Regions from separate parts of the Mus musculus genome. Here region 2 is linked to region 1. Evidence: chromatin contacts called from ENCODE POLR2A ChIA-PET data. All regions are on one chromosome and are shown on one strand. Each heading gives the region's core, a stretch centred on a gene start or an enhancer-like site at or near the end of the contact. The rest is flanking DNA. Distances are from core to core; before and after follow the strand shown. Region 1 holds the start of Cdca5 (cell division cycle associated 5). Region 2 holds the start of Sf1 (splicing factor 1).

The links. ChIA-PET counts read pairs that join two places held with the same protein, here RNA polymerase II (POLR2A).
Region 2: POLR2A ChIA-PET joins it to region 1 with 24 read pairs in embryonic stem cell. The contact joins the promoter of Sf1 here to the promoter of Cdca5 in region 1. POLR2A ChIA-PET finds 5 or more read pairs at or near these places in 4 of 5 experiments (Patski and embryonic stem cell).

Annotation. Positions count from the first base shown.
Region 1 is chr19:6,083,673-6,086,372 of GRCm38, forward strand. It overlaps Cdca5 (cell division cycle associated 5), which reads left to right and starts at 1,425. Exons shown (of 6, transcript NM_026410.3): 1 at 1,425-1,536; 2 at 1,726-1,817. The coding sequence starts at 1,491. It overlaps Zfpl1 (zinc finger like protein 1), which reads right to left and starts at 1,303. Exons shown (of 8, transcript NM_024231.3): 1 at 1,192-1,303; 2 at 680-789; 3 at 277-388. The coding sequence starts at 781.
Region 2 is chr19:6,362,319-6,365,018 of GRCm38, forward strand. Sf1 (splicing factor 1) reads left to right here and starts at 1,372. Exons shown (of 13, transcript NM_001110791.1): 1 at 1,372-1,800. The coding sequence starts at 1,770. It overlaps Gm14966 (predicted gene 14966), which reads right to left and starts at 1,392. Exons shown (of 3, transcript NR_168058.1): 1 at 1,289-1,392.

The sequences.
Region 1 (2,700 bases), core at 175-2,674:
GGATCTTTCTCCCAGCCACAGCTCATAGTCATCTCTAGCTCTCCCAGACTGGCAGAGCAGGAAGGAGAAGCTCTAACTTTCAGGGAAGATTCTAAGGCCTACGAAGAGAAAAGGCTTGCTGAGGCTTTATAAAACAGGACGGTACCTAAAGGAATCAGGATCTGAGGCTCTGACCTCCACGCTTGAGGGACTCACTGTCTTGCTTCTTGAAAGATGCTATCAAACCTGTATCCAAGCTGGATCCTGGGGCTGCCCTGACCCCTTCCCAGGCCTCACCATAGCAAACAAGACGGGTGGTCTCCCGACTGGCCAGGGGTGTGTTGCACAGGCGGCAATTGGGGTTGTAGTCACTATCTTGTAGCCACTGCAAGTAGGACTGCACGATGCACTGGAGTGGGAGAGAGATGTCACAACTGGTGCCCCAGGCTCCACGATGCACACACCACTCCAAGGCTCAAATGCCTCGTTTTCTCTCATCAGACTCATCATTTCATCTGTTCCATTTATTGAGTGACCATTTATTGAGCAGCTACTGAAGGCATAGCAGAGCGCATCACACCCCATGTTCTTGCCCTTGTGGAGCTTACAGTCTAGCATAGGTCCCCACATGGATTTAGAAGTAGGCAATCTTGTCTGCCCACCCACCCGCCCTGCTCAGACACTGCTCTAAACGCCCCACCTTGGCGTGATTGGCTACTAGGCAGTGCTCGCAGACGTTAACTCGGTGTTCGAAGCAGAACAGGTTCGTCACCTTCCTCTTGGGGCACTTGCAAAGTCCCATGACCGATCCTGGAGGGTGTGGTGGGGTGAAATCAGTTAGCAGGAAGCCAGGTTTTGGTGGCTGCCAGTTTGTTTTCACCAACCCAGTTCTCTTCTTTTAAATCTCTCAGTCCCGTCTCACACCAGTCCCAACACCAAATTCTAGCATAATGCCTTAGCATGGGTAAAGCCACGTCTCCTGTACAGATCGTACCACAAACGACCGACCCTTCATTCCATCAAGACCCAGGAAGGCCCTCGCCAGATCTCTGCACAGCTCCAATACCACCAGCCCCGCCCCCAAGACCCACCCCCTCTTGACCCGCCCCCAGCTGGCCGACCACATTCTGGATGTCCGCGAACCTCCGCGATGCCGATCGTGACCGGTGCGTACGGTAATGAAAAGCGCGGAAGGCCGGGGACTGAGCTCACCAACTCCGGTAGCTGCAGCTCCGCTCCCTTCAGGTCCGGCCTGATTATCCCTCCGCTGCCACGTCTCTTCCGGGTGCGGCGCACGCTGATGACGCCACAGCGCCGCAGGATACGCCTCTGCCTTTTGCTAGCTAGACGTAAAGCCTGTGACAACAAAAGCGGATGGTCCGCCTCCGGCCTGTGTCACTTCCGCTTTCTCGCTAGCAAGGCGGGCAATTTGAACGTTTGAAGCAGCAAAGTTCCCGGTTGGCGCGAGCCTGAGTAGGCGACCGCGGCGGAGACTGAGCCCGACCGTACACATGGCGGAGCGGCGAACACGATCAGGAGGGGCTGCCCAGCGGTCTGGTGAGCACGGGAGCAGTGGAGCGGGGTTGTTTGGGGAACAAAACTTGGCTCCCGGTGGAAGACGCCCCAAAGGGGTAGTTGGAAAACGACTTTTGCTTTTCCGAACTCGTCAAGCATCTTGTTTCGTTTGTTTGTCGCCTTTTCTTCGAGCAAAGTTTTGCTCACCATCAAACGTGTTTTCCTTTCCAGGGCCCAGGACTTCACTTACTAAGCCTTCGAAGTCGTCCAAGCGGAAATCTGGCTCAGATCTCCCGAACTCGTTCTCTGAAATCTGGCCGAGGGTGAGTTCCTGGTCCCCCAGGTGTTGGGGTTGGGTTTGTGCGCTGCGTATTCAGATGCTAATTTCTATGCCTAGGTATCCTTAGTCCGGCTAACTAGCACCTCCGGGCTCACTGTTGTTTTTTTTTTTTTAAATCATCTCTGATTGGTTGATAAAGAGCTGATCAGCCTATGGCTGGGCAGGAGAGGACAGAGGAGGCGGGACATCAGCGCCCATTGAGGCGTCCGGAAGAGTCTAGGGAGAGAGAAGTGGGAGAGGGGGAGGCGCGGAGAGAGCAGGTGGTTTCACTCTAAGGTCAAGAGGAGGGAGAGAGCAGTCATGAGGGCACACATGGACCAGATTGAGTCAGAGTAAGACTGAGATTCAGGTAGAGGACCGTGTGACTGGTAGATAGGCAGCCTGAGAGGGTTAGAGTAGCTCAGAACCTGCCCAACATAGTGCCAGCAGCCTTTGAATAACAGCTCTGTGTCCTTTACTCAGGAGGTAGTGGCGTTGGGGGGAAGAAATGCCCTGCAGTTATTTGGGAGCAAGGGAGTCAAAAAACTCCCGCCCAATGCTTCCACAGTTGGTGCCCAACATGGTGCAAGAACTTACAAACTTAGAACCAGGCTTAGAGGCTGAGAAGTCTTGGATAGAAGATAAGGAAAACTTTTCTCAGCAACACCCCCAAAGTACTTTTTTTTTTTTTCCTCGAGACAACGTTTCTCTGTATAGCCCTGGCTGTCCTGGAACTCACTTACTTAGTAGACCTGGCCGGCTTCGAACTCAAAGATCCACCTTCCTCTGCCTCCCAAGTGCTGGGATTAAAGGCGTGCACCACCACTGCCCGGCTCCCAAAGTACTTTTACACTGACCTAGAGGGCTTTGAACTATTGTAAAGCTCA
Region 2 (2,700 bases), core at 122-2,621, 280 kb after region 1:
CTACTTTCACATGTCTGCTGATGTAATCTGGGAGTTACATGTGCTAGGTTCTACCACTCAATTGTATTTTCTGCCCAGACATTTGCTCTTTCTCTGTTCTATGGCCATTTCCTCCCTACCTGTCATAGTCTGTTGACTTGTACCATCCACCATACTTGAGTTTCTTATCTTTGTAGTCTCTTTATTCCTAGATTACTCCAAACCTTCTGTTGTCTACATGTCTACTTTTCTACATCATTTTAAAAGATTACTTAGTCTTATGTATATGGGTGTTTTGTCTGCATATAAGTCTGTGCACCATATATATGCAGTGCCTGTGAGGCCAGAAGAGGGTTCTGATATCCTGGGACTGAAGTTACGGATGGTTGTGAGTCACCATTTAGGTTCTAGGAATCCAACCTGGGACTCTGGAAGAGTAGCCAGTGCCTGGTCTTATCTGCTATTTCTCTAGCCACTCTAATTACATATTAAACACTGTTTCCCCTACTGGGTCTAAATAACCTCTCTGTGAGAACCCTATCTATCCCCAGTTCTATTATGTTGTGCTAACCTGTTTCATTACTCTCATGTTTATTTCATGGGAAGGAATGTTTGGCCTCAGTCTCATTTACAAGTTCCCTACCATTTTTATGGGTAATTTTAAGGTACCCGAAACAAATTTCCAACGCATTGAGATTTCCCTGGAAGTGCACACTTTTAGACTAACTTTTGAAATGACTTTCTCTCCCCTCTCCAAGAAGGACTTGGAGCGCCTGACTTTTCCTTTACAAGAGTTAGTATGTGCCATTGAACCTGGATTTTTTGAGACAGATATACTGTACCCCAGGTTAGCCCCAAACTCATGTCAGCTCTCCTGTCTCAGCCTTTCAAGTTCTCGGGTGACAGGCTACTTGGCTACCTTGTACCGGAATGAAATAAAGTCTTTAAATACACCCACCAACTACCCTAGTTTTGAGCCATTTCGTAACACTATTTTTCAGAGAAAACAGGAAGTCTTTCTCTACTCTACCTGCAGCTTCGACGTATCCTGTTCGTCAGCTCGAGCCCGCCCCTTCGCCGCGGTCCCTAGTTACCTCTAGCACAATGACTAACGTCACTTAAGGCCTCCGTTCCGCCCCTCTGGGGAAGGGGGCGGGGACACGCGTGCCCTCCCTACGCATGCGCACCCCTGCTCTCCGCCTTGGTTCCGGCTTCTCCTCCCGGCTTTCTCCATTCTCGAGCGGCTGGCTCCTGGGGGAGGGGAATCGTTTCAGCCAATCGTGTGGCACTACGACGCCGAGGCGCTTACCTCCATCGGTTTCAGCCAATGAGCTAGCCGTTCTCTCACGTCACAGACTTTGCCCCCTCCTATTCCCCTGCCACTCTGGCCTCAGTCCGCGCAGTAACAAGGAGTGCGCGCTGCGACACCTCCCAGTTCCCCCGGCCCCGCCGCCATTTCGTCGCCGGGCCTAACGGTTCGGCCAATCCCGACCCATATTGAAAAGAGCCAGTGCTCCACCAATCGGAGGCCGCTGCCTCCGACCTCACCTCGGGCCGGCCCAATCCAGGCCGCGGCCCCTCCGCCCCGAGCCCGCCCCCGCGGCGTCCTTTCTCCTCCCTCTTTGTGCGTCTGGCGCCGCCGCCGCCCGCCGCGTGAGAGGACGGGCTCCCCGCGCTCTTCAGCCGCGTAGTCGGGTCCCCTCCCCCCCACCTCCAGCTCCCGGAAGGTTCGTGAAGGAGAAGTCGCCGCGGAGGACGAGGAACCGCTGCTGCCGGTCCCCTGGGGCGCCATGGCGACCGGAGCGAACGCCACGCCGCTGGGTAAGCTGGGCCTACCAGGCCTTTCCCCACTTCCTGGGCCCAGAGGCAGCTTCAAGCCCAGCCTATTGGCGCTCGGGACGCCGCTGCCGGGGGCCCTAACCACGGCCTTGTCCTTAGCGGCGGTGCCGTCACCGCCGCCGCCCCCGGCCTCGTACCCGCCATAGCAGCCGCCCCCGCGCCGCCGCCGCTCTTTTCAGCGAGGGTCGCCTCCGCGCCAGGACCAGCAGCCGGGCCAGCCCGGTGGCGGCGGAGGTGAGTCGGGCCGATAGAGCGCGAGAGTCGTCGGGCGAACCGAACCGGCCGACGGAGGGGCAACGCCACCGCGGTTGGACGCGGCGAGGACGCGCGCGCGCGCACGGGAGGCCCGGGCGGACGCGCCACGGGGAACGCGCGGCCTGGTTTGGGAGGCTTCGATTGCGCACGCGCACCGCGAGAACCAGAAGGGCGGGAGGAAGCGTTCTTCGCGCAGACGCAGTGAGGCGTTCAGGCTTTGTGGCGCAATTGTGGTAGTTTTGGAAGAAGCCACCTGTTGCCCCCTGAGCTCCTGCTATGGAGGACAGGAGAGTCAGGTCCACGGGACGACGTGGTGTGAGTGGCTCCCTTGATGGTTTTTAGCAGCCCCGTGGCAGGAGTGTCTCCTTTCACAGTGAGGCGAGTTCGGAAGGCTACTAGGGATGCTTGAGTTCGATCATTTATTAAAGGTTTTCTCCTTTTGTTTTCTAGAAGGTTCTCAGAGTGACCAGCTTTCCCCGTGCTGTTTTAAAAGGCTTTTTCTCTGGGCCTGTAATCTGAGAAGTAGAAAACCTTGTGTGGTAAATGTAGGGAAGAATGTAATAAATCAGAGTTCTGATGACAAGTGTCCACTGGTCAGGAAAACTGATCTTTCCACGAGTAAGAATG